2 separate regions of the Homo sapiens genome follow, and region 2 is linked to region 1. Evidence: chromatin loops called from intact Hi-C (ENCODE). Cell type or tissue: ascending aorta. All regions are shown on one strand. Each heading gives the region's core, and the rest is flanking DNA. Links, peaks and the distances in the headings are about the cores only. Region 1 holds the start of TOM1L1 (target of myb1 like 1 membrane trafficking protein). Region 2 overlaps HLF (HLF transcription factor, PAR bZIP family member).

Evidence for each region. A loop is a pair of places that touch in the nucleus more often than their neighbours do. Peaks named below come from ENCODE experiments on the same cell type or tissue, not always from the same donor. Only the 100,000 strongest peaks of a DNase experiment are listed, where the experiment ranks them.
Region 2: a loop joins it to region 1, with 2.5 times the contacts of the local background. A loop is called at or near these places in 2 of 110 quality-filtered maps.

Annotation. Positions count from the first base shown.
Region 1 is chr17:54,892,580-54,908,889 of GRCh38, reverse strand. TOM1L1 (target of myb1 like 1 membrane trafficking protein) reads right to left here and starts at 8,038. Exons shown (of 16, transcript NM_005486.3): 1 at 7,967-8,038; 2 at 5,098-5,182; 3 at 3,323-3,401. The coding sequence starts at 8,024. It overlaps LOC124904033 (a long non-coding RNA gene), which reads left to right and starts at 8,153. Exons shown (of 2, transcript XR_007065854.1): 1 at 8,153-10,282; 2 at 13,557-14,388. RefSeq lists enhancers at 7,724-7,813, 7,834-7,943 and a silencer at 8,024-8,363. In ascending aorta, for the core only: a CTCF peak has its summit at 8,054; DNase peaks (open chromatin) are centred at 7,239, 8,079 and 8,825; H3K4me3 peaks cover 2,697 bases.
Region 2 is chr17:55,265,677-55,281,986 of GRCh38, reverse strand. HLF (HLF transcription factor, PAR bZIP family member) reads right to left here. Exons shown (of 4, transcript NM_002126.5): 2 at 13,901-14,236. Among named protein-coding and RNA genes, the nearest start is that of HLF, 8.9 kb to the right of the region's middle. In ascending aorta, for the core only: no CTCF peak of the experiment used is centred there; DNase peaks (open chromatin) are centred at 5,316, 8,306 and 8,656; H3K4me3 peaks cover 996 bases; H3K27ac peaks cover 6,043 bases.

The sequences.
Region 1 (16,310 bases), core at 4,458-12,457:
TTATGAAACCCCTGAAGCTCACTGCTTAGGGGGTGCTCCACAAAGGCCTATTAACTAATTGATTCTCAGGAACCTGTTCGACCACTTTCCATTTGACAATAATAGTAGCCTCTTGCTGAGATTTATCACAATTGACTCATTCAAGAACAGAATACTCTCTGGCTCAGAGTAATAAAGCCTGGTAACAAAATTCTGCTGAAACACAAAACAAAACTGCTCCACCGACTGATGGTAGGAAATCATAGTACAGTCAGGTTCCGTCAAAGCCCAATCAAGGCTAACACGTCCACGGAGAACTCAACATGACAGATAACATAAAGAATATTTATAATCGAATTTGACAGGCTCTCATCACTTTACATTAATAAAATGGAAATGTCATATATAGGGATTACATTTTAAAGAGTTTACTGGTAAACTTATAATTGCTTTTGACAGACATAGGTGACTCCTGTGACTAATTTCCCTCATAATTAAATTTGGCTTACGTGAATATTAAAGTCAGTTCTGAGGCCTTAAGCATACCTCTGCAAGGCAGTGAGTAGTCTGAGACGAGGTGACTAGACCATTAAATACACAACTCAGGGAAATCAGCATGAAGATATGAAGAGTCAAAGGCCTATTTAAAGAAAATCCAAGGAAAAGCCAGATGTTTTTCCTGACTTTAATGTACTGTGACCCCAAGGATGAAGGTGTATTCTGACCTATGACTTGTGACTCTTGCCTGTTTTTAGGCACAGGCTTTAGATTGGACAGAAACCACGAGGTAAGGGAGCTACAGATCTGAGGTGGAACAGATAATGGGAAAGGCAGCGAGCAGATTAGACTACCTGATGAGAAGGAAGAGTGGAAGCCCAAAGAGAAACAGAGGGCCAGAGGCACAACACTCTGGAATAGCCCAACTTCCTCAAGGAGGGTCCCTGGTCCGTCGTCACAGGGAGGGAACCATGATGGAAGAAGATATGGAGGTGGGATTAAGAAGCAACCACTGAAACATCAAGTAGGCTGGGCACAATGGAGAAAGCGGCAAATTGTTATGAATGGTGAACACCTGTAAAAAGCAAAATAATAATACCCCATGCTGAAATAGAGAAGGGGGCATAAATTCATCTTCTGCCCTTCTCTTCCTTACTCAATTCTCCTAACCTTTGGCACCCTTGAGATATCCCAGATATACTATATTTGAGGGTACATCTACACATCTTTCTACTCCGGTTCTACAGTACCTTCCATTAGCCCTTGAGTCTTCCCGGATACTAGGAGAGACGGGATTAGGTGTGTGTATGAGGGTGGGGTGCTTAATCATTAATCCAGTCAACATCTGATATACCTGGCCCTGTACTACACAGGAAGAAACTAAAGACATAAAGGAAACACAGTAGCCTACTCTTTTAAGAGGCTTGATTCGTTCTTAGAAACAAAGTGGCATGAGGCAAGGGCATGGAATTTAGAATCTGAGGACTGGGATCAAATCTTGCCTATGCTATGTAATAGCCATTTTCATCTCGGAAATAAATCTGTTTCTGTTAGTCTCAATTTCTTCATCTGTTAAATGGAGTTAATAATAGAACTACTTCACAGGGTTGTCAAGAGCATTGGTCAGGTGCCAGGCATTTCTATCAGTGACCCATCATTCTGGGATTTCTACAGAAGTGCCTCACTCCTCTCTCCCGTCTTCTCCATTCTGTGACCTTCAAGAGTTAAGGACAGGTAAGAGGTCAAAAAAAAAAAAAAAAGGTGAAGGGGGAAAATGCCTCTAAAACTATATTCAGATCCCAATGTGAAGGGTTTCTTTAATGATCAAATCATGAAGACCGTTCACAGCATTTCTGCTTATTCAGCGAGCCTATGCAAGATGTCCATTTTCTTCTTCATGTAACTAGAAACCAGGAGCTATGCTCACATATGCCCCAAAGTCCTCTTGATAAAGACTAATGCTCCTAACGCAGCGTGATGTTGGCTGATTAGTGCCGTGACCATGCACAGTCTTGGGCTGGGCTGAGATAAACAAAGGCGTGCAGAATAAATCAGAAAGCTACACAGCTCACTCTCAGGCAGCAGGCAGGGCTTGCAACACATACTAAAGTAAAAAGGACAACTCACCAACGTGACTGAAGAGGTCATATTGCCAAGGATGGTGGGAAAATGGGAACACATCAAATAAGAGTCCACACTTAAATCACAGACAATACAACACACAGGAGAATTGCTTAAACCAACATAGAACATTCTCCAAATCACGCCAGGCAGCAGAACTTGTTTGGAATTTAATGAGCTGAGAGCATCTCAGGATTCCACAAAGCTGTTCAAGTAAGGCAGAAAGCTTACAGGGAGGTATTTTTCAAAATTTCAATTCTCCTCATCTTAAATTATGGTTAATTAATACATGCACAAACTTTTTTTTTTTTTTTTTGAGAAGGAGTCTTGCTCTGTTGCTCAAGCTGGAGGACTGGAGGACAGTGGTGCGATCTCGACTCACCGCAATCTCCACCTCCCAGGTTCAGGCAATTCTCCTGTCTCAGACTCCCAAGTAGCTGGGACTACAGGCACACGCCACCACGCCCTGCTACTTTTTGTATTTTTAGTAGAGACGGGGTTTCACCATATTGGTCAGGCTGGTCTCGAACTTCTGACCTCAGGTGATCCACCTGCCTCGGCCTCCCGAAGTGCTGGGATTACAGGTGTGAGCCACCGTACCCAGCCACAAACTTTTTTTTTAAGAGTTGAGGTTTCTCTTTATCACTCAGGCTGAGTTGCAGTGGCATGATCATAGCTCGTTGCCATCTTGAATTCCTGGGCTCAAGTGATTGTCCTGCCTCAGCCTCCTAAGTGGCTGGGACTACAGATGCAGGCCACCACATCTGGCTAATTTTTAAACATTTTGTAGAGACGGGCTCTCACCATCTTGCCCAGGCTGTTCTCAAACTCCTGGGCTCAAGCGATCATCCCACCTCGGCCTCCCAAAGTGCTAGGATTATAGGCAGGAGCCACCACACCCAGCCACTACACAAACTTCTTGATCAGTTCACCATGTGTAATACATGTTAACCACTAATTCCTATCTCCTGACCAAGAAAAATTGATTTTTCAGGAACAAGCTCCTTCCATGAAATTAAATGCTATTAAATGCTATTATAAACAACTAAACTTTCTTTATTCTGCAATTCTCATAAATGAAGAGTTTTAAGTCATACTGTACACAACTCCTAGCTAACCTATTAGTTTTCTCAGAATACTTGCTTCTTATTTTTTACCCAGGATTAAAAATGTAACTATAGCTTGAGAAATCCTCGAGTCTTAATTATAAAATTAAAGTACTTACTGACAAGGTAAGTTGGATTTCTTTATGATTGTAGTTTTTGGAAATCCTTTTCTTCAAAGCTTTCACTGCATCTTTTGGCCTATAGCAATAAATACACTGAAATCACCAATTTAGGCATTGCTGAAAACAAGCAGTCTCTCTGAAAAGCAACATGCATTTGGAGAGAGGAATGGCTAAGGAGCAGAAAACTAAGGCCTTGGTTCTACTGTGGGACCCTATGCGAATGACTTAACTTCTTGAACCTAAATTTCTTCACGCATACAGGCAGACAATACCACCTAACCCCTTATGAGAATCAAATAAAATATTTTCGTACAAGACTATTACCTAGAAAGTACTACCCATGAAATGCACTCATTCCTGTATCCCTCTATCAATGCACAGAACCAACTTATAGGAAATGCAACTTCCGAAACAATGAATGTTACCATTTTTATTAAAACTATTAGTATTTCCTGAGCACCCTATAGACAAGGGGATGTAACAGGAATTACAACAAACTAGGTCAGCTGCCAATACGCCACAATTTTATGTTACAAAGAAAGGACTGTTTATAAGGGTCCAAATTTACTTTAAGATTCTCTTTTTGTATTATCAATGAATTGGTATTATCAATGAAAATGTTCCCAGAGGAACTAAACATGGTAAATAGGATTATAGGAAAAAAACCATACACACTTAAAAGTACTAACCATAAGCGCTTTCCATTTATTTATAATCAATAATTAAGTTTGATGTTTTCTTTATCAACATAAGCTAGACTAAATCTCTTTTACTGCCAGTTATCACTTTAATATGCCCAGGAAAATTACCAGAATTGTGTTCCTTAGAATAACTTGTAATTGACTACAAGCAAACCAGTTTGCTCTTCTTAATGACTTTTTTCTTATAACTTCGATTCTCGAAAGTTTAAGAAGTTTAAGAACAAACGATAGCACATGCTATAAGAATACAGCTTAAACATGGGTGAGTTGACATTCAGAAGGAAAAAAATTGTCCTGGGACAGGGAGGAAAAAAGACTGCTAGATTGTTTCCTGGTTACTAGAAATAATTGCTCAGAAATAGGTCACCACCGGGAGTCAACCAGCTTCTTGATAATATTTGATGGTTTCATCAAATACTGGCACTGGGAGCTGGAGATATTCCTAAAGAAGGACACAATCTCTCTTTTTCAATTTTTTTTTTTTTTTTTTTTTTGAGATAGAGTCTTGCTTTGTTACCCAGGCTGGAGTGCAGTGGCATGATCTCTGCTCACTGCAAGCTCCACCTCCCAGGCTCACGCCATTCTCCTGCCTCAGCCTCCCAAGTAGCTGGTACTACAGGCACCCGCCACCATGCCTGGCTAATTTTTTTTGTATTTTTTAGTAGAGATGGGGTTTCAACGTGTTAGCCAGGATGGTCTCCATCTCCCGACCTCATGATCCGCCCGCCTCGGCCTCCCAAAGTGCTGGGATTACAGGCGTGAGCCACTGCGCCCGGCCTTTTTCAATCTTTTAGAAGGAAGGAATTTGAGCTTCACAGTGACAAAATTTGAAACTATTAAAGAAACTGCCAAGAGGAGAAAAATTATAGTGGATTTATGGATACTCCACATGTTGAAGCAAGCAGCTGCCCCAATATTTCAACCTGACAAGTCTTCAAAAGATAGAGGGTGCCTAATGAATGATGAAAACACTCTTTCAACAACAAAACCGAAATATTTGCAAGAGAAAACGTGCTGTAGTTCTGATGCTTCTTGTCAGAGGCAAATACATGGAAACCATGCTGTACTCACCCATCCTGGGTAGTGTTAATTATGTCACAGATGTGCATGAACTGGCCCCAATCTTCAGTCTGAACTCCAGCAAATGTAGCCTTTTCTGCCAAGAAAAAGCTGTTGAGTCTGAGCTACAACAGAATAAAAAATGTCTGGTATTCCTGAAATAATCTGCCTAGGCTGCACCAGCAAGTGTCATTAAGTTTACATTGCCAAAGGGCAAAGTGATTTTTTTTGGAACAGTTCTCAGTAATTCAGGAATCAATCAGAACCCAAGTTCAGAGTGCTGCTGCAGCAACAGTAATGAGTGACCTATTAATAAAGACCTCAAGCACAACAGCTGGCCACAGGCCCAGGCCAGGCCAGCTAAATCTCCGCCTGCCTGGCTTTCAGAGAAGGGAACTAGGGCTTAGTGAGCAGCTACCTAGAAGGTGAACTGCATAGTGCTAAGTATTTTATCATACGCAATTTCATTTAACCCACTGTGAGAGATGATGAGATAGAAGTTCAGAGAGGTTAGGAAATTACCAAAGTTATACAGTCAGTATGAAGTAGAATTGGCATTCAAATCTAGGTTGTTTGGTCCCACTGTTTGTTTTTAAAAATAATTTATTCTCTGGGGGGACAGGAGGAAAGAACTTTTAAAGGAGAGAAGTAATCCGTTGTTCTTAGGAGCCAAAACATTGGCACAACTCCAAATAAAAGTAATACGTTTATTGTCCTATCATCTTAATCTCACGATTCCTTCTAATTTTACCAATTATTATAACTTCAACCAATACTTGCAAAGACACTGCTTACCTCAACTATGTAAAAACTTCCATTGCATACACTTTTACTTTCAGCCTTAATTATTTCAAACTGGCGCTGGATAACTATCCGAACTAATAATAATAAGCATCTAAACTAACCACAGCTGCACCAGGCTGACCAGAATGCTTCTGCACTTGGAACCCTATGATTAGATAATCAGGCATCTTTCCCTCTCCAGACAGCCGCTTTAAGAATACAAGATGTTATCTGGAAAGGGTAATGGAACACTCAGTATGAATGCGCTAACATCTTCCTAAGAGAAGGACAAGATCCCTAAGCATGAAAACACCGGGTTCTGGGGGAAATGGAGAAAAAAACAAAAAAGATAGAGAAGGGGAAGAATAAGGACTTGCTTGGGGGAACCCCAAAGTTTAGCTTGCTTTCAATCCAGGAAAAGAACCACTTGAGGCGGGGCCCGGTGGCTCCCGCCTGTAATCCCAATCACTTTGGGAGGCCGAGGTGGGTAGATCACCTGAGGTCAGGAGGTCGAGACCAGCCTGGCCAGCATGGTGAAACTCCATCTCTACTAAAAATACAAAAATTAGCCTGGCGTGGTGGCATGTGCCTGTAGTCCCAGCTACTCGGGAGGCTGAGGAAGGAGAAGTGCTTGAACCCGGTAGGCGGAGGTTGCAGTGTGCCGAGAGCTACTGCACTCCAGCCTGGGTGTCACTCCCCGTCTCAAAACAAAAACAAAAACAAAAACAAAACAACAACAACAAAAAACTTGAATCTGGCACCGAATGGACAAAGCTTACCTCCCTAGAAAAGAAAACTCCTATTCACCCTTCAAAAGCCACGCAGAATTCATTTCTCCCTTCTCCTAAGTTTTGTGTGTTTTGCATTTTCTTGCATTGCAAAGGTGCCACACAAAACTGTGCCCGTCTTCTCTACAAGAAAGTGAGTTCCCTCAGGTTTGAGACCACGTCTCACCTTGGCCTCACCAGTGCCTGATCCAGGTCCAGGCACATAGCTGACAGTTAGTCCATGTTTACAGAATTAAAAAATTAAGCAGAAGAACTGCTGAAGTTTCGTTTGCCTATGAAGACACAGTCTGAATCCATTTCTGCTTGGGGTTCATTCTAATATCCAAAAAAGCACAGCCATTAAGGGAAAGCATCTCCTCAATGGTAGCTACTCTGACCATCTTATAAGGATGTGTAAACTAAGGTTCTGTTTAAGTGGTGTGTTCGGTGTCACAGCAGTTAGTAGAGCTGTGATCTAAATTTTCCAAATCTGGGCCTCTTTACTACAACTACTAGGTTCTCACGATTTCATCACCCCACTAAGTTCCTGACATCATCACACTTTGCCTGGCATTAATATGCACTCGTGCCACACCCAATTCCCAAGGGAGGAATCAGGGAAAAGAAGGAGCAGTGAGCTGGTGCTGGTAGGAGTCCAATCACTGGCTTCTACATACATCATGCAAGGTACATCCGGAGGAGAGAGAAATCATTTAGGTGGATGCTGGTGTAGTCCCTAGTGGCCTGCGAGAGACCTCCGTGGCCCCAGATGGCTCCTATGTTCCCCTCCTCTTCACTCCAATGCCAAGCATTTTCATTCTCTTTGTTTACCCAGAAAAGTAATCCAGGTTGTATAAGCTTGGCACTAGAGAAAACTGGTTTGGGGAGACCTGCCCCTCACAGTAAGGCCACATCACTTAGTCTCCCAGAGCCTCCTCTTCTGATCTGTAAAACGGGCATAACAATACCGTGCCCTGGAGAATGTGCCTTTAGGAATAACTTCCCCTACCGAGAAGTTTCTGGTGTCTCCTCGTGGAGGCCCAAACACTCCATGCCTGACTCCCGCGGTTCACCTGTTTGGTTCCACTCCCCAGGCGGCATCGAAAGGAAGGTACATTTTTGAGGACTGAGGTTCTACAGTGAGTTGGCCAAGAAGGAAACGACGAAAGGGGGCCGGGTGGAATGCGGGTGCCTTGGGAAAGTTGCGGGGGGAGGGGAATAATTTTTTCAAGTTGGACTAACTCCGTCCTCTGCAGGCCGAGAATGGATCAAGCAGGAAAGGATCCCACGGTCCCCTGCCTGCCTGGGCGTCTCTCCCCGCGCCTCCTTACCTATGAGGTGGCCCACGGAGGTCGCGTAGGGATCCCGGTGACTCTTGCCAAACGCCATGGTAGCGCCAGAGGGCCGGGCCCAGGAAATCCGCCTCCACCGCTCTCCGGCTCCCGACTCCACCCGCTCGGTACCCTTGGCTCCTCCTCTTCGCCCGAGCGCTTCCCGGGCTCTGGCAGAGGCGGTGCGTTCTGCGCTGCCGCTGCGGGGCGCGGGCACCGAGCGTGAGGAGCTGGGCGCGGGGCAGGGACGCGAGGGCGGGGCTTCGGGACGCCCAGCGCACCTGCAGCGCGCCCTGCGGGACCCGCGAGGAGGCTGCGCTGCCGGCTGCAGGTGGTACAGGCGGGTAGTGGCGGGTGTATGGAGCCTGCGAGAGTGGCGCGGCCGCCCGCTCGGATCCCAGGTGGGCTTTTCGCCCCGTGCAGGAGGAGCAGGCAGCCCAGAATCTCCAGCCTGGGAATTAGAGACCCAGGCTTTGATCCTGCCGCTTGCTGGGCACCTTGTCATTCTTCTCTGCGCCTCTTTGGCTGCCCTGGGTAGACCAAAGATAATAGGGGGTTAATAACACAAACCTCAGAATTATGAGAATTAAGGGAAGGACGTAACCGATTATGTCGGTGTCTGGTACCCACAAAATAAATAGTTAGCCACTGAATATACTGAATAACTAGAAATATTTACCCTCGACCTGCCTTTGTCCTAGAGATCCGGGAGGGGAGGTGTGCGCCCTGCCCTTTAAAGTTGTGGTCATGTCTAGGAGGAAGGATTGGCTTCGAATTTAGGGCTTCCCAGGAGCAGGCCCTCTTTGTCTCTCTACTATTTCCTCGAGGGACCACAGGGCGCCGCCTCGCAAGCTCTTGTTTTCTAACCCCACCTTCTGGGAGCCGTGTTTTCCAGCCTGATTCTAAAAACGGGAGAGGGGCTTTCCGTTTCTTCTGGCAAGGAGTATGCTTGGCTTTAGGCCTGCTTTGTAATGTAGGTTGGAATCTGAGAAGCCCAACACCTTTCCAGCTGCCCCTTCAGAACCAGAATTTATTTCCTATTCCTTTGCATTCAATTAACATCTGATTGGCGATGTTAACAATCTCCAGCCAGCAGGAGCCTGCCAGAGAGTGAGGTGTCCCCAGGCGATGTCAGATAGCCATAGATGAGCTCCTGGTGCTTGTAGATCCTGTTTCCTGTAGTCTAACTGCCACCCATTTCAAGTCTGTTTTTTAGCCCTGGAGATGGTGACTAGGGAGACGAAGGGGACCTGTTTTGACTTATGTCCGTGGTCTTGTGAATTTTAATATAGAGGTCAAAACCAATTGCCATGCACTCCAGGAGGCTAACATTTAATTATCTGTAACTCAATTATTTATAATTTTTCTTGACCAAAGTGAGCCAAAACCTGGGATTCTAAAATCTAGAATGAAATATTCTTGTTGTGATGATATGTCTCATAATGGGATTTGTCCCACGTGTAACTAATATTCTCCACCTGCCTATTCAGGGCGAGTAGCTATTTCAGATGTTGCCGTTTATCAACTTCCTTACTCATCACTATAGCCTCTGCTGACACTGTTGAAAACCTCTTTTGTGACATCACCAACCTAATCTGTATTCCATGCCTCTAGCAAAATATTTTGCCTTTTCTGCAACCTAGAATCAACCTACAATCTCTGAAAAAGAAAACCAATTTTAGCTTAGGCCAATGTTGGTGTCAGTGGCCTTCTATCAGTTAATGAGAACGAGAAAGGAACCGAGCATCCAGAGAGATAGATTTTTAACATACTTCTATGTGGGAGGTTTTTCTTTTCGTCTTCTTCTTCTTCTTTTTTTTTTTTTGTTTTTTTCTCCTATGTCTGATTTCCTTACATGACAGGACTGAGGCACCGAGAAAGAGGAGAAACAGTAGCAAGGAGTGTCTTCTGGACTTGATGCTTGGGTGAACAGAACCAAGGTTGATGAGTGCTACCTGTGTTCTATCTCAGCAATGCCTGGCAGAAGTTTTTCTCTCTCCCTGTGCCCTCCAGGGTGTTGTGGTGGTTGTTGCAGCCTTCTCTTCCTGTACTCTGTTCCGTTCTGCATGATCCCTCTTCTCTCCAGGCATGAAAATCAACGTGGTTAATGTTAGTAAAGTCTAGCAGCGGGGACAATAGAATTCACAGCTAAGTTGAGGTCAGAGAAGGAGCAGAATCCCACAGGGGTAAAATGACACCAGGAGTAAAATCTTACCACAATTTCAATTCCAAGAACACTTAGTCAACATTTATTTATGTAAAATGTGCTAAGTGTCTGCAACTAGAAATCTATCTTAATCTTCACAATCCTGAGAGGTGGGTAGTATTAACCTCATTTTTACAAATATATAATCTGAGATTCAGAAAGATCAAGTTTATAAATGGCTTCACTAAAGTTTGACTCATGGCTGCCTGGTTCCAAAGCCTATATTATTGTCACTAGGTGAATCTGTTTATTGAGCCTGATGTCTTGCTTTTTTAAAGGATCTGCTTGATTCAGTGCAAGACCTCTTGAAGAATACAGGAATAGGGGAAGTCATATACTTTGCTGGCACAAGGTCCTGCTTTTTTTCTGTTCTTGTTCAATAGCGAATATTTTTTGTGCTAGAACTATATGCCAGATATGTTCTAAACATATTACATGCGTTATCTCATTTAATCACATAATAACGTTATGAGACCAGTACGGTTATTACTTTATTTTTCATGTTAGAAAAACCAAAGTAATGGCTGGGCGCGGTGGCTCACACCTGTAATCCTAGCACTTTGGGAGGCCGAGGCAGGCATATCACCTGACGTCAGGAGTTCAAGACCAGCCTGGCCAACATGGTGAAACCCTGTCTTTACTAAAAATACAAAAATTAGCTGGGCATGGTGGCAGGTGACTGTAATTCCAGCTACACGGGAGGCTGAGGCAGGAGAATCGCTTGAACCCGAGAGGCGGAGACTGCAGTGAGACGAGGTCACGCCACTGCTCTCCAGCCTGGGCAACAGAGTGACTCCATCTCAAGAAAAAAAGGGGGGGGAAATAAGTCAATAATTTTTCACATAGTCACATTGCTAGGGAAGGACTGTCTAATTCCAGAACCTGTGACTTGAATGGCTGTGCTATGTCATCCCTCTTGGATAGAGCTCTAGATGGTAGGTGGTGCCCTTCACTAGTTCACATTTTGAAAGAAGTGGGTTCTAGGGGGCAGTGTCTGTAGAAAGAAGTGACCGAACTTGGCAAGTACACCTGTATAGAAAACAAAGATAACCCACCATCATGATTCATGCAGCTAAGAGATTTTTGCCTTCTCATTTGATTGTTTTTTTGTGTGTTGTGTGTTTGTGTTTTTTTTTTTGTTTTTTTTGTTTTTTTTTTTTTGAGATGGGGTTTCACTCTTCTTGCCCAGGCTGGATGCAATGGCACAATCTCAGCTCACCACAACCTTTGCCTCCAGGTTCAAGCGATTCTCCTGCCTCAGCCTCCCTAGTAGCTGGGATTACAGGCATGTGCCACCACGTTTGGCTAATTTTGTATTTTTAGTAGAGACGGTGTTTCTCCATGTTGGTCAGTTTGGTCTCGAACTCCTGACCTCACGTGATCCACCCGCCTCAGCCTCCCAAAGTGCTGGGATTACAGGTGTGAGCCACCACGCCGGGCTTGTTCCTTGTTTTAATATTTAAATGTGCTCCCTATAACCCTCCCCATAGTGTATCCACTAGCCTTCTCATTATCCTTCTCTTTTTCCGTGGGTCTAGTTCCAAACACTACCTACTCTCTCCCCCAACTCTCCCACTATAAAAACTAACTTTCATAGCTATGTGATCTTCAGCTTTAATAGTCATCCTCATCCTCTTTGACCCTCTGCACCACCCATGTGATGGCCCTTCCTTGTTAGCCAGCCTTATCTTTCAGGACACTTCTCTATCCTACTTTTTTTTTTTTCTCTCTCTCTCTCTCTGACTGCTAATTCTCAATGATCTTCATTTGATTTTATTTTCTTTCCATTCTGCTAGACCTAAGTAAGTCTTCCCACACTTCCGAGGTTCGCCTTTTTCTCTTTCTGCATTTCTCTCATCCCACCTTCTCCTTGTCCCTTCTTTATGAAGTCTTTTCTGACAACTCCCAGAAGAATTTAACTCTTCTTTTCTGTCCCAGGTACAGATTTCTGTCTTATAGTCCACAACATATTATATCACTGATTTGTTTAGAAATCTGTTCCCTGCCTCCTAGATATAGGCCCCACAAAGAAAAAGGACCCATTTGTAGGACTTGGTGTCCTGACACTCAATAGACCTTAAGGGATTTTTTTTTTTTTTTCTGAGATGGCGTTTCACTTTATCACCCAGGCTGGAGTGCAGTAGTGCAATCTCAGCTCACTGCAACCTCTGCCTCCCAGGTTCAAGCGATTCTCCTGCCTCAGCCTCCCAAGTACCTGGGATTACAGGCACACGCCACCATGCCTGGCTAATTTTTGTCTTTTTATTAGAGACAGGGTTTCACCATGTTGGCCAGGCTGGTCTCAAACTCCTGACCTCAAGTGATCCACCCACCTTGGCCCCCCAAAGTGCTGGGATTACAGGCATGAGCCACCATGCCCAGCCTAAGGGATGTTTATTGAATATATTAATGAATGACTCCTCAAAATCTTAAGTTGCTGTGTCCTTCCTGAGGTCCAGCCCTTAATTCCCTCCTGGATGCCTTGTTGAAACTTGAACTCAGTATGTCTAGAATTATACTCATCCTCTTTCTCCATTATCTCAATATCCTACCTTACTTACTTGTTTTGACCATAGCAGTCATTCTCAACCATATGCATAGAAATTTCTGGGTTGCTGTAAAGACTAATGATATCTGGGTCCCACCTCAGAGATTCTGATTTAACTAGTCTTGGATGCCTCAAGGTCATCAAGAATTTTAAAGGTCCCTGGATGGGCTAAAGGTACCATAAATTCCCAAACAGAAAATCTTGAAGTTATCCTCAACTTTCATTTCAGTCAGTTCTGGATTTCTCTATGTTCTTCTTTACCTCTCTCCTTGCTTTTTCTTCTCTATGGACACTGTCCAGTCCAGAAATTGTCGATGTCAAAAGCCTTAATACTGTTTAGGGATGAAACTAGATTGAAGTTCACGCTTTCCTGAACACAATCAAATCCCTGTGCATTTAAAGACATATTATTTCTCCTTAAAATGGACCTTCTTTTGCACAATTTCTTGCCCATTGTTTTTGAAAACCACATGTACATAATATATGTTCACTGTATTTCCAGTTATATATATATATAGAGAGAGAGAGAGAGACAGACAGACAGACAGACAGAGATGAGTTCTTACTATGTTACCCAGTCTGGTCTTGAACTCCTGAGCTCAAGTGATCCTCCAACCTCACAGCCTCCCAAAATGTTGGGATTATAGGCCTGAGCCACATCCAGCCTATTTCCAGTTATTTCTTAATATACTATATCTTTGCAACTCCTGATTGTGGAAATTAAAGAACAGCCTTTCTTTTCCAGCTCTTAGGATAACCCTCCATCAGCTTCACACGAGAGGGTTTCTCCCCACCCCAACCCCAGGGCTGTTTTGTTCTGTCTTTATGGGTTTCAGGCTGAACTCAGAGACCCAAGATGAGAGAGGACAAGGCACAGGAAGAGTGAAGAGGGGAACAGTTGTTGACTTCTTACTGTGCCAAGCACTGTACAAAGTGCTTTGGTATCTCCAATAAACTTCAGAATTATTTTTTAAAAAATAATTACTCTCATTTCATTAACTAACTTACCTAAAGTCACTCTGAATATGGAGGTGAATTTGGGTTTTTCTCATTTCCAAGCTTAAGCCTTTTTCCATTGCATCACACTGCCAGCCCCTGCCATCCCCACCAGCAAGGATCTGTGGCTGATCTTGGAGAGTATCTGAAGCAACAAGCCCAGTGCTCCTTATGCATCAATGCCAACCAGAAGTTTGTTGATTGATTTTAAACCACAATTATTCTCCAGACATTAATCTTTAAATCACAAAAACAGGTTCATTGGTTTCTCTCATCTGTACAATTAAAAAGCTCCATTGAGAGAGGGAACTAAAGGGTATCTGTTGGTTAAATTTGTCATCTCAGTGGATTCCTGTGAGGCTTAAAACCAAAGTTTTATCTGGAAAATAAACCAAAGGAATCAATATTTTCAAAATCCAAGCCAACCAGCTTTCTGTGAGTTTTATAATATCATCGGTGCATACAACTCATTTGGGGTTTGTCATTTAATTCCTGTGTGTTCCTTTGGGATGCTAGCTTTAGTCTGCAAATCAGATTAACTGGGCTCAAATCAGCTGTCAGGTGGTAAAAAATAATTTCGAATTCATAGGGTTGCTTTGAAAAATAACAAGATATTATATTTATAGCACTTGGAATGATTCTGGGCATATAATAAAGCTCAATAAATATTAACTAGTTATTGTGATCATTTATCCTTCCAATCTACCAGGTGGCCTAAAATTTTCACTATTAGAAAATGGCCTTTTGAAGTTTGGCAGTGTCTCTCTAAAAGCCACTACTTAAAGATGCTGTTTGGGAAAAGAAGGTCCTATCGGTACCTACTAGCGTCAGTATAATTACACATTTGGCTTCTGCTAGCATGTTATGAATAATGTGCAACTTGGTGATCGGTTCAATTGAAAAAGGTCTCATAGGAGTGGGGCTCTAAAAAGAGACCATGAGCTGGGATTTTGCGGCAGGGGTTGTGAAAGGCTAGCTGCTTTGAGGTTTGTCTTGCAGGAAAGCCTTGAAGGAAGGGGTGTACAGCAAGGGAAACACATTTAATTTCAATGTCAAATTTGGTTCTAATCCCAGGGCTACCATTTACTAATTGATCTTTGACAGACAAATCACTATTTCAGAACCTTAGTTTCTTTATCTGCAACAATGGAACTAATTGAACATATCTCAAAAAGTAGGTCTCAAGATTAAATGAGTTGACATTTGAATGCTCTTAATAAATGCCTGGCATGTCCTTGGTGTTCAATAACTGTTGGAGCCCAAAGCTTAAAGTAGGCTTCTGTTTCCTGTTTTCCATCATATCATCTTGGTTATGTCCTTTATAACACTGTTTATAATCTGAAATTGTTTTGTGCAATTATTTGTTTACTTGCCTTGCAAGACTTAATATTGCTCCCTTGCTCCACAAAATATACCCTTGTGATTCTATATTGCGCTGCAGCCACAGCCCTCTAGGCCAACTGTTTCCCTCAGGCCCTAAAGCAGATCTCCCCAAAAAGAGCAGATTTGGTCATCCATTCGTCCTATAACCTGTTTTAGTTTTAGTCCAGCTATAATACCATTTTTAAAAGACATCATCTTGCTGATATTAAGAACAGTCCTCCCACCTCACCTTCTTTTCTCTTCTAATACCATTTGTCACTGTTGACCTCTGCCTGCTCCTTGAATGCATTTCTTCTCCTACCTACTATGGTGTGATGTGCAGCTCCCCTGTGCTTCTCCTGATTCTACCTACAGTGCTGATTTAAAGCCTCCTTGCCCTCCCCACCTCTCTTTATCCTCTTATTCTGGGTTATTGTCTTCATAGCATTTACTGCTATTTGAAATGCTCTCATTTCTTCATTTGTTTGCATGTTTATAGATGTCTTCTTATCTGGCTTGGGGAGGGCACAGAAAGTTCTGTTTTGCTCATCACTGCATTATTCAGTGACTGCAACACCGCCTTGTATGTTCCATAGTTCATTATATCTAAAACTCTTTCTGTGATAAGATGCACTATTTTTTGGCACAACAAAAAGGAAAAAAAAGCTTCCAGTTAAACTATGAGATACTACTTTTTTATTAGTTATAATTTTTATTTTGTGTTTATTTAAATAACATTTTGAGAATCATTGGACATGACGTTTTGCATATATGACTCTTTTACAAATGTGAAAAGGAAAATGTAAGCAAAATAAATTAACAAAGATGGCCGGGCCTGGTGGTTCACGTCTGTAATCCCATACTTTGGGGGGCCTAGGCAGGTGGATCACCTTAGGTCGCAAGTTCGAGATCAGCCTGGCCAACATGGTGAAACCATGTCTCTACCAAAAATATAAAAATTAGCCGGGCATGGTGGTGGGCGACTGTAATCCCATCTACTTGGGAGGCTGAGGCAGGAGAATCACTTGAACCTGGGAGAGAGGTTGCAATGAGCTGAGATTGTGCCAAGATACTCCAGCCTGGGCGACAAGAGCAAAACTCCATCTCATAATTAATTAATTAATTAACAAAGATACTATTTCTTCTTCCCATACAGAATCCAGCTCTCCAAACTCACTCCTTGACTCAGAGACATCAATGTGTTTTTCCACACCCTGTCATCTTTTATGCCA
Region 2 (16,310 bases), core at 5,068-13,067, 370 kb before region 1:
TCAATTTAGCTTGGTGACTAAAGGGCCCCACAATCACGTGCCGATGCTATTAGGACTGTGTTTCTCTGAATATCTTTATCAACGCCTGTTATTTCTGCCTTGAAAATGATTTCATCCTGATCTCCATGGTTTTTGGCCACTGAGATATGCCCAAATTTATTTTTAAGCTGCCTGTAGTCAGAATGGAAGGGCTGATGGAGAAAAAAAGAAAACATACTTTGGCAATGTATTCACAACATTCAGTCCTCTTGGGAACAGACTAAATTCCAGGGACCAATATCATTTCTAATATGAGTTGATTTGCTACAACTACTTACAGTCAGTGTTTAGGACAATGCTGGTTTTAACACATAATGGCTATTGCTATGATTTCATACTGAATTTATCTGATTTAAACTTAGGAGCATTGTGTTCACTCTTTTATAAAAGGGGAGACAGACTCAGAGATATTTTTTGTTTTGTTTGTTTTGTTTGAGATGGAGTTTTGCTCTTGTTGCCCAGGCTGGAGCGCAATGGCACGATCTTGGCTCACTGCAATCTCCGCCTCCCGGGTTTAAGCGATTCTCCTGCCTCAGCCTCCTGAGTATCTGGGATTACAGGGACCTGCTACCACGCCTGGCTAATTTTGTATTTTTCGTAGAGACGGGGTTTCACCATGTTGGTCAGGCTGGTCTCGAGCTCCTGACCTCAAGTGATCCACCCTCCTCAGCCTCCCAAAATGCTGGGATTACAGGCATGAGCCACTGCGCCTGGCCGCGACTCAGAGATATTTGATGGGATACAAAAATATGCTGAGGGAGCTTTAGCTGAAATTCAACATCCCTCACAAGAGGCTAAAATCTTGCCTAGTTTCATGCTGATGTACTTTGTAATCCCTCAAGACTGCTGTACCTTTAAAAGCCTTACCCTGCCACATCCACATGTACAGTGCACAACATACTGTATCAAGCGTGACCCATGCCAAGGGCCAAGAACCCCACAGCTGTAATCTAGCTGGAAACCAAAGTCATACCAGGTTAATCTCAATTCTTAAATCGATCAACTTCTAGTTGTCCCCTTTGTGTAAAAACCGTTTTTAGACATTTCTTCCAAATAATCTATTTTTGTTTTTACAATTTCCTTGTATTTCCATTTCACTTCAGCAGAAGAGTCCATTCTTTCCTATCTGGACCCCTCTCTGCCACGTTTCCCTCTGGTACAGAGAAAGGAGAGTTAAGAATTATGTATTTGAGAGACTCACACTAAGGAGAGCAGAAGGCCAGGGAGTTTTGTGACCATTGAAAACCCATTATCCTGCCTCCACATCACTCAAGAGCCCATCAACAACAACTAGAGGACAGCCAGTTCACTACTTTATGGCCCAGAAGTGTCACCAAGGGTAAAAAGAAGAAACCTAAAACACAAATCTGGCAGTATGTTGGAAAGGCTCTAGAGCACCAAAGGAAATGTATTCTAAATTCCCTTTCACCCTTACCCACTCAAGATCTTCCAGGCATAGCACCAGAAGACATATGCAGGCACAGCAGGGCATATGGAGATGGAAGACACAGCCAGGGCTCACAGAGCATACATCTATTCAAAGAGCTATCCAAGAAAGCAGGCAATTACACTGTGACATGCTAGGGTGATAGGACCACAAATGGTGTTTGAGGTGGGATGTATCTTCTCACAGGTGTAAAAACACAGGGTGCTCACCTGCTGTATCTCTTCCTGATCCTTTCTTCCCTGCAATAACTCAAAAGCAGTTTCCAGGCCATCACTGCTATAGCATTGCTGTAACACAAGATGTGTTCCTACTTAAGTGTCCATAAAATAGCCATGGAGGTGGAAGAAGAGAAGGAATAGTAATTGTAGAATAAAAATAAAACTGCTGAAAGCTGCCATTTATATACTGAGCACTGTTCTAAGTGCTGTACATGTATCATCTCATTTACTTCTCCAGGAATCCTCTGAAGCAGGTATCAGCACCCTCACTTACAATGGAGGGAACAAATGCAGAAGAGTTATATGGCTGGTAGATCCCACCACCTTTGCGGGTTGGCCGATGACATCCTCTCTGGTGGCAGGTAAATGAATGAAAATAATATTTTGGTTCCATATACTTATATGAAAATTTAATTTTAAAGATATGAAAATTGAGTGGTGGGGGGGAATGGAGAAGGGGACAGATGGAGATAACTGGCAACAATTTGGTGGGAATGCTAATCTGAATTACTGAAATGTCAGAATGAAAAAAATTCTTTTGCTATTCACTAATACGCACTTGTGGTTCAGGATATTAATTTATATATACACAGTTAAAATCTTTAAAAACTATTTTGTCCTCAAGTTAACTCTGTGTCCCAAAATTATGTTTGCATAATTAATCTGTTTGGTAATATTTTTTCTTTTTAAATTAAAAATATATATATATAATGTAGAGATGGGGTCTCACTCGGTTACCCAGGTTGGTCTTGAACTCTTGGCCTCAAGTGATCTTCCCACCTTGGCCACCCAAAGCACTGGGATTACAGGTGTGAGCCACTGTGCCCAGCTAGTAATATCTTTCTTTATAAAGAAGACAAAGATATAAATTTTAGTTTAACCAATTCAAGATAAAATGATCATAAAATCTCAATCAATGCAATGCTACTGTCAGGCAAGTGAGAGGTTCAAAGGAGAAATAAAATAAGTAGACCTAAATTGCTTCTTTATACCTAGTTTGTGTAATACTGAATCTTCCTGTCATCAGTCTTCCAGGAAGCCAATAACTAAATATCATTATCTGGCCTACTATGTTTGGGTAAATTTCACTTATAATGTTAAAAATAACTTTTTTGACATGAATATAAATATTATTTTTAAATCATTTAGTTGTCACTGCCCATTTGAAATAAACATGCTTTAGATTTTATGAGGAAAAAAGATACTCACTTCCCCAGGAAGGTGTACTAATACAAAGAAATCAATCATAATGAAATGAATTTTATGAAATTCTTACAAGGTCAGTTCTGCAAATTTCTCTCTTCTTGTCTTCAGGAACTCTTTCAAGGCTTTATTTCCATCTTTACATTTTATATTACTTACTCTTTCCTCTATAAATCTTTCAATGGCCTTTGGCCTTTTAAAAACAATACTATTTTGATCCAGTACTAATTGGATCTGAGATCTCTGTCCTGTTTTCATAGTTCTCTAGTAAAAGCCTGCATGGTCTCCTTCAGTGTTACTAACTCAGCCCACATCATAATGACTAAGGTGAATTCAGTCTTCTGCTCAATCCTCAGGGCAGGCTGAGTTTAACTGTTTGCCACTATCCTTAAAATAACCCCTCATATCTTGGGGTATTGAGATTTCTGTTCTGGGTAATCTGATTACTGCATATCTAGATGATCTTGTTCATCTGGTTTGCTGCATTGATTCCCATTGGTCAGGGCCTGGTGGCATCCTTCCCCCAAACAAACCTTCGCCACTCAAATCAATTCAAGAGGCATTTATTGGGTACAAATGGACAGGCGTGCTTAACTCTTTCCATTAAGTGCAGAAGCACTTAGAGAGCAGTGATGAGACTTTCCTGCTCTACTGTCCATGCCTGGGTTCCACAGCAAAGACACCACAGCAGACTGTTACCCAGAGCTAATTAGAAAAGAAAGCATTGCTCTTCCCCACTCAAGGAATTTCTGCCAAAGCATTTATTTCTGCTGATCCATTTATGCAATTCCACTTTCTAAGAGAACATTTTGTCACAGATGATTTAGTGTTGTAGCTCCCTGAAGCATCTTTCTGTAGCATGCACTCATTGTTTTTAGGAATCTAGGGTCTCCCAGGCAAAATTTGAGAGGCAACAGGGTTTAATAGCCACAAGCCATGTCTCATTATAAGACCTCAAATTCCAAAGCATTCTTCCAAAGATCATTAAGGAAACAAATCCCAGATTAAACTTCTAAAAACGAAACTTTTACGAACCCTGTGTGACAGGGGAGCTGTGTAGTTTTTCAGGAAAGAAAATGAGATTGGATGGGTAGTGAGTTAAGAGAGTAACATTAGTTTGTAAAAGTCAGAAAAGAAGGAAAACCAACATTTTAGGAATTTCCACATTCGGTCATGGAGTCTGTACCCACCACAAGCCAATTTAACAGAAACAAATACTATAGTTTCTCCCCCAGCAGACACTCGATTCTGCCAACACTCCTGTAATTGTCTACTCTATGTAGCTGGAGGTGAAATTGCCCACCTTGACAGCTATTTTCTATTTAAGTGAACTAGATTGGGTTATGGCAACTCTTTCAGCCTTCTGAAATCTTGGCTTGATATCAGAGCACACTTCAGGGGGTGCTTGAGCAAGTCATTTCATGCACTTGACATTCAGCAGTCCAACCCCCCCCAATCCGATCCCCTCCCACAATGTCCCTTTCCTTTACTAGTACTCCCAATATGAAACACACACACACACATCCCATATCTAAGCATGATGTACAGTTCTGTTTTCAGGGAAGAAGGGAGCCACAAATACAAGGTCAGGACTCAAGAATGCAAAACTGTAATAATGACTCCTTTGTTTCCCAGGAGTAAAACTGATTTAAGCTAGCCAGAAACTTGGCTAAGTATTTTTAGCTTGATATTACTGCCCCAGGTAATCCTTACAATCAGGTACTATTTGTATCACTGAGACATTAACCTTCCCACCCCCACCCACAAACCCAAATGCACGCATGCCCACGTACACATGCGCGCGCACACACACACACACACACACACACACACACACATACACATAACATCTGGTTCAATATACTTATTTGCAAACCTAGTAAGCTGTATAAAATAGAGGCATTTAAAAGTGATGAACGTTAATGAGTTGGGTTTATTAAAATCTATTTTTCTACTCCTATGAGACCAGGCCTGCTTTTGGACTTTTAAATTCTGAACCAGTCAAATCCCTCAAACTATTTCCTTGCCAAAGAGTGTTTCCCCCAATCACCAAAATTATGGGTTTTATAAATGAAACCTAAACCCTGTGTTTTTGAATTACTTTCTCTAGATCATTAGAACATCGTGTTTTGAAAAGCTGTTTGATGTTCAAGGGAGAGTATTTATTTTCAAAATAATAAAAATAAGGAAATCCTGGCTTGCCAGAGGAAACTATTGTCAAGTTTCTAAAAATGTTTCAAATCCAACCTTGAACTCAAGTGGAAATGTTCACATGCACTTTCCTGCTGAAAAACCTTCAATGGCTCCCTATTGCCTACTGGATAAAGTTCAAGCTCTGCAGCCTGGTACTCATGAAGTTGTCAGCCTGACTGGCACCAACCTCTCTGACTCATCTCCCTGACTCCTTCATATGAATTTTCTGCACCAGCCAAATTGGATCTACACCCTGTTGCCTAAAACACCCTGTGGGCATTCCTGCCTCTATAACTTTGTGGGGCATTAACCTCTCCAATCTGGCTCTCTCACCCCTCCTTCCGGGCCCATCACAGGCTACAACTCTTCCAAGAAGCCTCGCCCCAGGCACCTTTGCCTTGAGCAAAGGCTTCTTCCTGTGAGGTCTGGCAGCTCTTATTGGCTATACTGCTCCCTTATTTATATTCATTTTCTTGATTAATCTTTCAACCTCCTCTTTTCAGCAGATATTGGAGGCCTCTATATACCCGTCATTTGACACTGAGAACATGCTAGTTTGTCCTGTCACTCATCACTTTGCCTAAAAGTCTTATCTTCCCTACTAAATCACTGTCTCTTGAAACTAGCAGCCAAATTGTACTCTTGTCTCTCTTCCTCAGGGTGCACAAATCAAAACACCAAAGCACAGAGCAAAAACAGATGCTATTTCTGGGACCATACACCTTGCTCTTCGCCTCCTAAAACCTCCTCTGTTGCTTTCTCTTTAATTTTTAATTTTAGATACAGGGTTGCACTCTGTTACCCAGGCTGGAGTGTAATGATGCAATCAAGGCTCACTGCAGCCTCGAACTCCTGGGCTCAGGCGATCCTCTTGCCTCAGCCTCCCAAGTAGCCAAGACTACAGGCACGTGCCACCATATCCAGCTAATATTTTTAAAAAAATATTTTGTAGAGATGGGTCTTGCTATGTTGCCCAGGCTGCTCTCAAACTCCTGGTTTCAAGTAATCCTCCCACATCAGCCTCCCAAAGTCCTCTGTTGTTTTCTAATCATGGTATCATTTCTTAGAGAAAAGTAACTGAACTGACTTATGGTAAAGGCTTGGCTACTATGTACAGGGCACCAAGCTGGATCTTTCTTGCACAGTAGCTTTAGAAAGCTCACAAAAACCCAACAAGGATGTTGCTTTGCAGAAGAGACAATCAAGGTTCAGAAAGATTAAGGATTTACTCATTAAAGAACCCCTTGGGGAGAGGAGGAATTATTATTCTGGAATGCTTATGTAAAGTCTTGCTTGCAAGCCGGAGGATAAACTGAACCTTCTCCTTCTGAAACACCATAACATACCTTTATGGTTTCCTTACCCCCAAGGTCACTATATTGCCTTTAAATATAATTATTAATGTCTATTGTTAAAAATTCAATGGTAGCAGTAACTGACTGATCTATTAGCAAATATGACATGGAAGAAATCTAATCAAGAACTTCTTTGGGCAGGGCACAGTGGTTTCCACCTGTAATCCCAGCACTTTGGGAGGCCAAGGTCGGTGGATTGCTTGAGCTCAGGAGCTCAAGACCAGCCTGGGAAACATAACAAAACCCTGTATCTATAGAAAATACAAAAATTAGCCAGGTGTGGTGGTGCATGCCTGTAGTCCCAGCTACTTGGGAGGCTGAGGTGGGAGGATCTATTGAGCCTGGGAGGTTGAGGTTGTGGTGAACCATGATCGCGCCACTGCTCTCTAGCCTGGGCCACAGAGCATGACCCTGTCTCAAAAAACAAACAAACAAAAAAACTTCTTCAAAATGCATTTTGTTTATTTAATCCCATGAGCCAGGAAGAATGAGTAAAGGGTACAGTTAGCTACTCAAGGTCACCTAAAATTCAAAGGCTAAGAGAAGGGCAAGCAAGACTTGGCAGAGAAGCAGGAGAGAAATCCAAATTTCTTGACCAGTGTTCTTAATTAGCTAGGAAGGGAAAAGTATCAAGACTCTTTCTGAGCCCCACGCTTGGTCCTCCCATGGGAAATGAGATTAGATGGTGGTGAAGGTGCTGCTTGCAGCAGCTGTTATTAAGCACTTGCTGTGTGCGAGGCACTGTGACAATTACTCTGCATGCATTGGCTCATATGACCTTCAACAGTCCTATGAGGCAGGTCCAATGATTATTCCAAAGTTCCGGATGAGAAACTGAAAGCTCAGAGCATTTAAATGACTTGCCTGAGATCGTGAGCAGCTAATGAGTGGCAAAGTCAGGATTCACACTCAGGCTGTTTTGTTTATTCAATTCTGTGCTCTAAAAAACATTACTGCTATATTGCCCGTATAGACTGGTGTCTCAAACACAGGACATTCTGACAGACATTGTGCATGGTGAGACAGAGGCACCTAAGTCTGAGGGAAATTTAAATTTATAGAAAAACAGTGGTTTAGTAGCTTTAGGACAAGACATTTGCTGGGGGAGGGCCAAATACTATAATCAATATTAGCTGTGACCAATATTCTCACCCACACCCATTACAGAATCAAACACAGGCCCTGTACCTCTCTAATATGTTATTTTCTACTTTTTTTCATCTTATTACTTTCTCTACTACCTTCCCTCTTACCTCCATTTTCATTGCTGAGACATAAAAAATGATTCCTGGGTAAAAGTGATTAGTGCTAATTGGAAGAGAGGTTTCTGAGAAACCTAATAAATCACGGCTGTCTTCCCCTCCTCTGGCTTTCTACATTAGGATGTTATCAAGGGTTTTTTTCTTCCCACCTCCCCCACCCCCTTTCCTTCTCCTCCACCTAATTCTGTCTTTATATTGCTATTTTTCTAGTCTGGTAGGCACAGTGCTGAACTGGAAAGACTCTGCCAAGACCCTTGGCAGGAGCTGGCCTCCAGGAATCCTGCCCACCGCAGCAGTGCAGAGAAGACAGGGCCTCTGGGCAGACAGGCAGGAGAGAGGGCCAGGTTTGGGGTCTGGCTAGAATGTTGGACAGAACAGGTTTCCCTGGCATCTGAACTGCCCTCCAGAGCTCAGCTTTCTCATGCCAGGGTCAGGATTACAATTGCTTGCTGGCACTTGCTGTCATTCTCCTGGGAAGGGAAGCGAGGGGGAGGAGGGAAAAAAAAAAAAAAAAGCAAGCCAGCACACCACACAGCGTTGGGCAAGCTCCACAGGGCACAGCCACGTGCCTGGAGCACACGGTCATGCAGGCAGGCAGCCAGGGTTGCCAGGGCTCACACGAGAGCTGGGGGACTGGGCACCCAGACAGTGGCTGTTTCCACATTGGCAAAACAGGAGTTGGTAACCCAGAAGCCATGCTGCGGGGTTAACATCAGGGAACCGATTCGTCCCAACCCAGAAGGAAGAGAAAGGTCAGGCTGTAAGTGTTGGACATGATGGGAAAGAAAAAAAATGCATGAAAGCATGTCCTATTTTTGCAGAGGGAAGGGGACTGGATAAATAAATCCCTAAATAGAAAACAGGGATTGGGAATCCAGTCATTCCTTTCTGTACCTCATGCCACTGACACCATAACAGCTGAATGCACCCAGTACTCGTGCAATACACACTGGCCAGACTTGTCACATGCGATCTTATTTAACCCTGCCAAAACCCCAAGGGAGAGGGACCATTTATAATTTCCATTGTATTGACGAGTAAACTGAGGCTTAAAGGGTTAAGAAATTGACACAAAGTTACACGGCAAGCCAGGGGTGGGTCCAGGATGTAAACCCAAGCCCCTGAGCCCAGAGCCTACAATCCTAACCACCAAGTTGCCTTGCTTTCCAGACATACCCAAAAATACCTTTTGCCACAGGCTTGGGACTACTATCCTGTGAATGTCAGCAAGCCTGTCCTCTACAGGGATCCGTGGAGAAGATAAACTCTACAAGAAACAGAAAAATGTCTACCTGTCTCCAGAACCATGCAGACTCCCTCCCCTTCAGGATCTCCTAGCCCCTGATGAATGAACAGCACTTCCAAGATGCTTGAGACACCGGGCACAGCTACTATCAGTCATGGCGCTCCCAACCTGCAGACATTATCAGTCTGCTGGACTGGAAAGATACACGAACTGCACGCCCTTAAGCGGAGCTTCACCTCATAATATTGGGAAAAGTAAGAGAATCCTCTGACCTTCCATAAACCCAGAATCACCTGCACAGAACTTCCCTCCATCATTACTCAGATTCCCAGGCCAGCGTTTTCCTTCCATACCCAAACCTTCTCACAAGGAAGGTCGGCAGAAACAGAATACAAACTCCATATTGCAAAGGTACAATGGGTTCTCCCCCACCCCCGCTCCTTTTGTGCCACCCACTTATGCCATCCTTTTCCCACACACAACCACATGGAAGGGTTTTCACTTTACTCTGTAACCAGCCTTCATCATAACCCAGTCTCCGTGCTCAGAACTAGAAAGACAGCCTTCTTAATTCTCAGCGGAATATGGGCCTAACAGTGGTAGGACACCCCCCAGCTATTCAAAGAAAAACCACCAGAGGAAATAATTTCAAATCTGGCTTTACAAGCATGTAATATAAAAATAACTCTGCCTTTGTCTGCTATAGATGACTTTCCCTAAAGGGATGGCTGTCCTTAAAGCAATCGCTCAATTCTCATGGCAAACAGATTCTTCTTTTTCCAGTACCCAGCACATATTCGTCCCTCCAGGAGAGCACCCCCACATCCCACCTCTGACAGTATCTAAAATGCAAACATTGAAGTCATCAGAATGACTCCTGTCATCTCTGCTGGCCTAGGAACATTCAGGACACTGCACCTTGGATGACCGAGGAGCCCCTGCAGTTAGCTCTGGCCTCCAAGAACCACTACTCTTCCCTTCATTAAGATGTCAGCCCAGAAAGCTTGGTGATCCCACAATAGCCACAACAGGTTTTAATGAATCCCTGGATTGTTTCTTGAAAGAAAACTGGATTTCTTCAGATATTTGATTCATTCTTTGATCAGACAGTTAGAGGAATAGGGATGGGGTGCTCAAGATAAGAAAGGGGTTGGGGCAGTCATGGTAAATAGTATGAGAATTCACAAAAATGGGCCAGGTTGTGGTGGCTCACGCCTGTAATCCCAGCACTTTGGGAGGCCGAGGGGGTGCGGATCACTTGAGGTCAAGAGTTTGAGACCAGCCTGGCCAACATGGTGAAACCCCGTCTCTACTAAAAATACAAAAATTAGCCGGGCATGGTGGTGAATGCCTGTAATCCCAGCTACTAGAGAGGCTGAAGCAGGAAAATAGCTTGGACCCCGGAGGTGGAGGTTGCAGCGAGCCAAGATTGTGTCACTGCACTCCAGCCTGGGTGATGGAGCTAGACTCCATCTCAAAAATAAATAAACAAATAAGTAAATAAATAAATAAATATTCACAAGAATGCTCACCTTGTCATTCCAAGACATCCTTGGGGTAGACCTAGAAATGCATACTTTATCAGCTCATGGTTTCATTGCCCTTCAACCAAACAAGAAGCACTAACACCACAACGGAGCATAGCTCAAAAGATGCATGCTGAGTGAATAGCCAAAAACAATTGTTTGGTAAACTACTCTGCAATTATCTCCTGATTAGCCTGATGGCTTAGTTTTATTAACTAAAGTGTATAATTATGCTCTTATTAATATTCTATTTCTTCTTGGCAACCCAATGTCCCCTGACCTTCTTAAAAGTTTTGCCATAAAGCATTGCAGGTAGTTTATCCATGCGTGTGACAGGGTCCTAAAGTAAGTCCAGATTTTGCTGTCCAAATTGAAGTTCTAGACCAGTGGTTCTCCACCGGGAGTGACTGTATTATGCCCAGGGGACATTTGGTAGTGACTGAAGACATTTTTACTTGTCACATCTGGGGCACTGGGGGTCCTACTTGCAACTAGGAGGTAGGGGCCGCGATGCTGCTAAGCATCCTATAAAGCGTAAGACACAAGATTTACCCAAGGCCGGGCGCGGTGGCTCACGCCTGTAATTCCAGCACTTTGGGAGGCCGAGGCGGGCGGATCACGAGGTCAGGCGATCGAGACCATCCCGGCTAAAACGGTGAAACCCCGTCTCTACTAAAAATACAAAAATTAGCCGGGCGTGGTGGCGCTACACGGGAGGCTGAGACAGGAGAATGGCGTGAACCCGGGAGGCGGAGCTTGCAGTGAGCTGAGATCGCGCCACTGCACTCCAGCCTGGGCGACAGAGCGAGACTCCGTCTCAAAAAAAAAAAAAAAAAAAAAAGATTTACCCAAAACATTAACAGTGCCAAGGTTGAGAAACACCAATCAAGACTGAAATTATACAGCTCCCAGAATGACCAAGGCTACATCTGTGCTCTTCCCTTCTGAGGACTTATTTTCCTCAAGATTAACTTGGTACTTCTATTCTGGTCACTCCTGTGAGCCACACAGAATAATCAAGAACTTTCTCCTTTTTCAGGTTTGCTTGCAATATCCATCCATCAGGCCAACATCTCTTAGAATTTTATTTTGCATCTTTATAATGATCAACAATCTATGAACAGCAGAGTGTTATTTTACCTGAGTTTGGTATTTGAAGACGAGGTTTAACTTTTTTCCTTTTCTATGAGGACTATCGAGTTTTCAACTCCAAGAAGGAAACTATGTTGAAGTGTGTTTCCATTATTTAAAATAAGACATTTAAATGGAGAACTTATTTCTAGACCCTCAGTGTTCCCTTTGATCCCAGTGTCTTTCCACCAGAACCTTACAAAATGACATCCCCTGAAACTCAGGAGTTCTTTGCTATGCATTGCAACTCTGATTGGGCATTCCAAGCCTTCTGAGAGTCACTGATCAATACTGACTCTAATGAGCTCTGACAAATGAGTTTTCAAGCTGCTTCAAATCCCAAAACCCCAATTTTTGACTCTCAGTAGGAACCAAGGTGTGAACACCCAATATGTGCAGGTCTCCTGGGAAAAAATATAGTATTCCTAACATGGTACACATCCTAAATTTGGTAGGGGACTAAGAAATACTTGTCAGTTGATTACAAGTGTTGGTCAAAATACCCCAATCCAGTAACTACTGGGCAAAATCTCCTGACATTTCTCTCCAGAGGAAGGGTTATATACAGTACCTAGTTACCTTACGAAGATATTTCAGAAGACAGGGATTGAAATAAGTAATAAAAGTTGACACATACAACAATGATCACAATTGCTTCCACAAATAGAAGACTCATTGCTAATCAGTTGACCCTTTATACGTATTATCTCTAATTTTCACAATAACTCAATCAAATAGAAATTGTATCCTTCTACAAAAAAGGAAACTGAGGCTCCAAGAAATGATGTTGCTTTCTAAGGTCACACAGCTACAAAGTGGTGATTCTCAGTCTACAGAGCACAATGACCGAGGCATAACTGTGTCTCTCACTGGGGCTCTGTTCCCTTCTCTCCTGGCTGTTTTCCCACTTTGAAGGGTTATTCATTTTGTTGCTTGTTCCTACAAAAAAATTGAAGATAGTGGTACCGCACATTCTAAGTAGCAGGGGATCAGGATCACATAAAGGCATGTTTTCCCAAGCTCCCACAGCCTCCAGGGGTGGCTGGAGGCTAAGAATTAATTCCATTCCAGCCAGTGGCCTTGAGTTATAATTCAAAGTGAATTTTGGAGAAGGGGCCAGCACACAGAGGTCTGAAAGGAGGAACTTCAATATGAATATATCGAGGCAGGGGTATTCTCTTCCTCCTTTACATCATTTCCTTCCATTTAAATCTTGCTCCATGTGCCACAGAAATTTCTACAAGAGTCGAGGACACGGAGTTCAGTAACAATCTCTAGCACAAGTTTCGCATTGTCCTGCTTTCTGTCTTCCCCCACAGCTAAGGCCCTCAGCTCTGTGACCTTCCGGATGATTTATCTGGCTGAATCTTTGTTCCTGGTTACCTGTGCACATGAAATCGTCTTTCTTCCTGTTCATTTGGTACTACAGGGTGCTAAAGGCATGAATTCAAAGCTCCTTCAATCTGTGTTTATATCTGAGCATTAGCAGTGGGTTTTGAAGTACTGGTCATTTCAGGTGATATTTTTGTGTACTATTTCAAGATCATTTACAGCTGACCTTGCAGCCTTGTGGGCTTTGATACAGGTGGACTGAGTGTGATAGACAGATGAAAATGAAAAAAAAAAAAAGATAAGAACAGTTGGGTTTATGGGAATAGCAACGAGAGAGATGGAGTCTGGTCCTGAAGAAGGCTCAGAAACACAATATGAGAGCCTGCTTTTAGATTCTACTTCTCAGCTAATGACAAAACAAGATGAAAAGGATGGAAAAAAAAATACCTGCCCCATATCCCTACTCACATTTTTTTTCCTTCAGGACAGACAAGAGTGAATATAGGTAAACCAAACCCTATTGAGAGTCTACCTGTTATCTACGTGTTTAGGGAATGAGGAAAAGAGATACAAGATGCGATGGAGGCTTAAATTATCCAAATCATTAACTGTAAGTTATTTCTTAAACTGCAGCCCTTGGATCAGCTGCATTAGAATCCCATGGGGGAGCTGGTTAAAATGCATATTCCTGGGCCCTCATTCCAGACTTGCAAAATCAGAATTTCTAGGGGTAGATACAAAGAGTCTGTATTTACCGGACTCTCCAGATGAGTGATATGGATGCTCATTAAAGTGGGAGAGCCTCTGCCAGGAGTGGAGCAGAAGAAGGTACCTCTCTTAGGATCTTTGCTAAAACCTGAGTGTTAAGATGTTTATGCTAACTCTACCTTGCCTGTCCCATTCACCCTCCTCCTCCCTTTCTGAAGGGAGAATCTTCAGGGCACTTACCTGGTCTGATGGGGCTCTGCATACAGTTCGGAGATGGGATGCCAGGGTGAAGGGGTGCAGAGGCCCGGCTGCTGAGGTCCATGACCGAGGGGGCAGCCGAGGAAGCTGGCTGCAGCCCAGGAGGGTGAGGGCTGTGGTCATGCTGAGATGGGCTGGGGGGAATGCCATTTTCTGACAAAAACTCCTCCAGGTCCATGTATTCCAACTGGAAAGTATCTCCGTCATAGGGAAGGGTTTTGTCCCATAAGGTAGGCCCCAGGAATGCCGACTGGGGGACCGTCGGGCTGTTACTCTCATCATCCAGCTTCTTTTCCTTGTCTTTATCTTTACTAAATGCTGCAGAAGAAGGGAAAGCTGGACTTAAAAAAAAAGAAAGAAAAGAAAAACAATACCGCTCTTTTATCACTTTTCCTGGCCTGTTATAAGACTATTTCTCACGAATGGCAGGGTCCTTCTCTGGCTGCTGTCTTTTGTAGATCTAGAGTTAAAAGTTCAGGCAGGACGTGGATCTCTGCCTGTTTTTCAACATCTTCCTATTTACTTTGGAAAGAAGGCACTAGTCCTTGGGGCAGGGCTACAGGCTGATCTAGGATAAAAACCAGAGAACAGTCTCAGCACATTATTTGAGAAGAGTAATAACTTAAACCTAAAATAGGAATATAACATCTGTGATTATATACAACTGCTGTCATTTTTAAGAAAACAACAGCCAATAACCAGGCTTGAATTATCTTCCAGGAATTCATCACAGCAGCAATAGGAGGTCATTCAGACTTACAAAGCCAGTGAGTTAGTGGTCTTAATTTTGGTAAAGCAGGGACCTTCCACCCTTCTTTAACATCATGTTTAGAGTACCTACTGGATACCTGGTTCTTTCCATATATTATCTCAAAAATCTCACAATAAACTTGCAAAATAACAATTACCTCCATTTACAACAAAGACTCGGAGGCTCTGAGACTTGAGGGAACTTGACCAATGCCTCATGTTGGCAGAGAATGAGAACTTTCTGAGCTCACATGTGTTTGCTTCTAAAGCCACTGGGGCACACTGATTTTTACAAAAGGAGTTTAAAAAAATACAAAGTGTTTTCTTCCTTCTCTTCTCCAAACATTTGAGTATGATCCAATTTACAAAGAGTATGCATTTACAAAACCTTTCAAAAGCAGAGCTATTGGAAAAGGTGAGTTATTCTATACATTTATGTTGGAAGTATGCAGCTATTTGCTACCTGGAAGTACTGCTCGCCCATTAGGTCTTTAACAAGCATTCCGGATCTTGCCAATTCTAGTATTCAGTCGTGGGTGGAATCTGGGATTAAGGAATTTGCTTCTGAGTTTCATCTTCAGAGAAACACAGCCTCCACTGCCATCCATTCTAACCCTCTACCATCTCATCTGAAAATCTGACTTAAAACACCCACAGATGCAAAAGCCTGCAGGCAGCCCCTTCCTCCCAAATGCTCTTCCTTAAAGGATAGTTAGGGAGGGGTCCCTGGCTATCATCTGCAGATTGCAAACTCTTGCAATGCAACAGGTTGTCCTCTCCTAGAAAAGAAGGTGCAAGTACTCCCAAGCTATTTGTAGCCAAATAACCTTTCAGAACTTTACACTGTGAGCCGCACGGTTCGCATTTGCTACTGTGATACCGAAGGCATGAAATCGCATCAACCCAAATCCGTGGCATCACTTAGCCGGGTTTGGGGCCTCATCACACGTACCCCTCCTCTACTGCTAAGGCCAAGGTTGTCTTGGGAAGGTTTGGGACTTACCAAGAAAGGGCTCAAGCCAGAGGAGGCTCCTGCGCGGTTACACGTGAGCCTGCTCCGCTCTCCCCTCCCACCAGAAAAAGTGCACCGGGAAAGTGTCAACGCTGGAGGCGTGCACGGCTTCCCGCCGAGAGACCACTCCCCCCACCGGCCCCAGCCCCCACCCCGCTTTCTCAGCTACCCTTCACCAGAAGAAAACGAGTCTTCTCTCACACCTCGTGAGTTCCAAATACTAACCAGTAACAGAAGCTGTAACACAACCCCAAAACCCAGGCTACGCAGTGAAACCCCCTCCCTCAAGCCGACCCCCGCCCCCTGCCCCGCACAGAACCAGGCCCCAGGGTTTCTCCTCCCCAGCCCGGGAGGCTCTGCCCTCCGCAGGCGGGCTCGCTCTGCGTGCGGGTGTGCCTCGTTCTAGGGAACGATCCTGACCTGTCAAGTTACACCTCCCACCCGCGCCGCAGGAGCGGGACCCAGGGAGGCCGGGTGCCCGAAGCTCTTTTAAATGTAGCTCAGGAGGGGTCCCTCCCCTTTCATGGAGGAGGAGGAAGGGGAGGAAGGGTGCTGGGTGAGCTCCTCAATTTCATCAGCGCGGGGCCGGGGCGCCGCGGGACAGGGCGGGAGCGGGGTTGGGGGATGCTC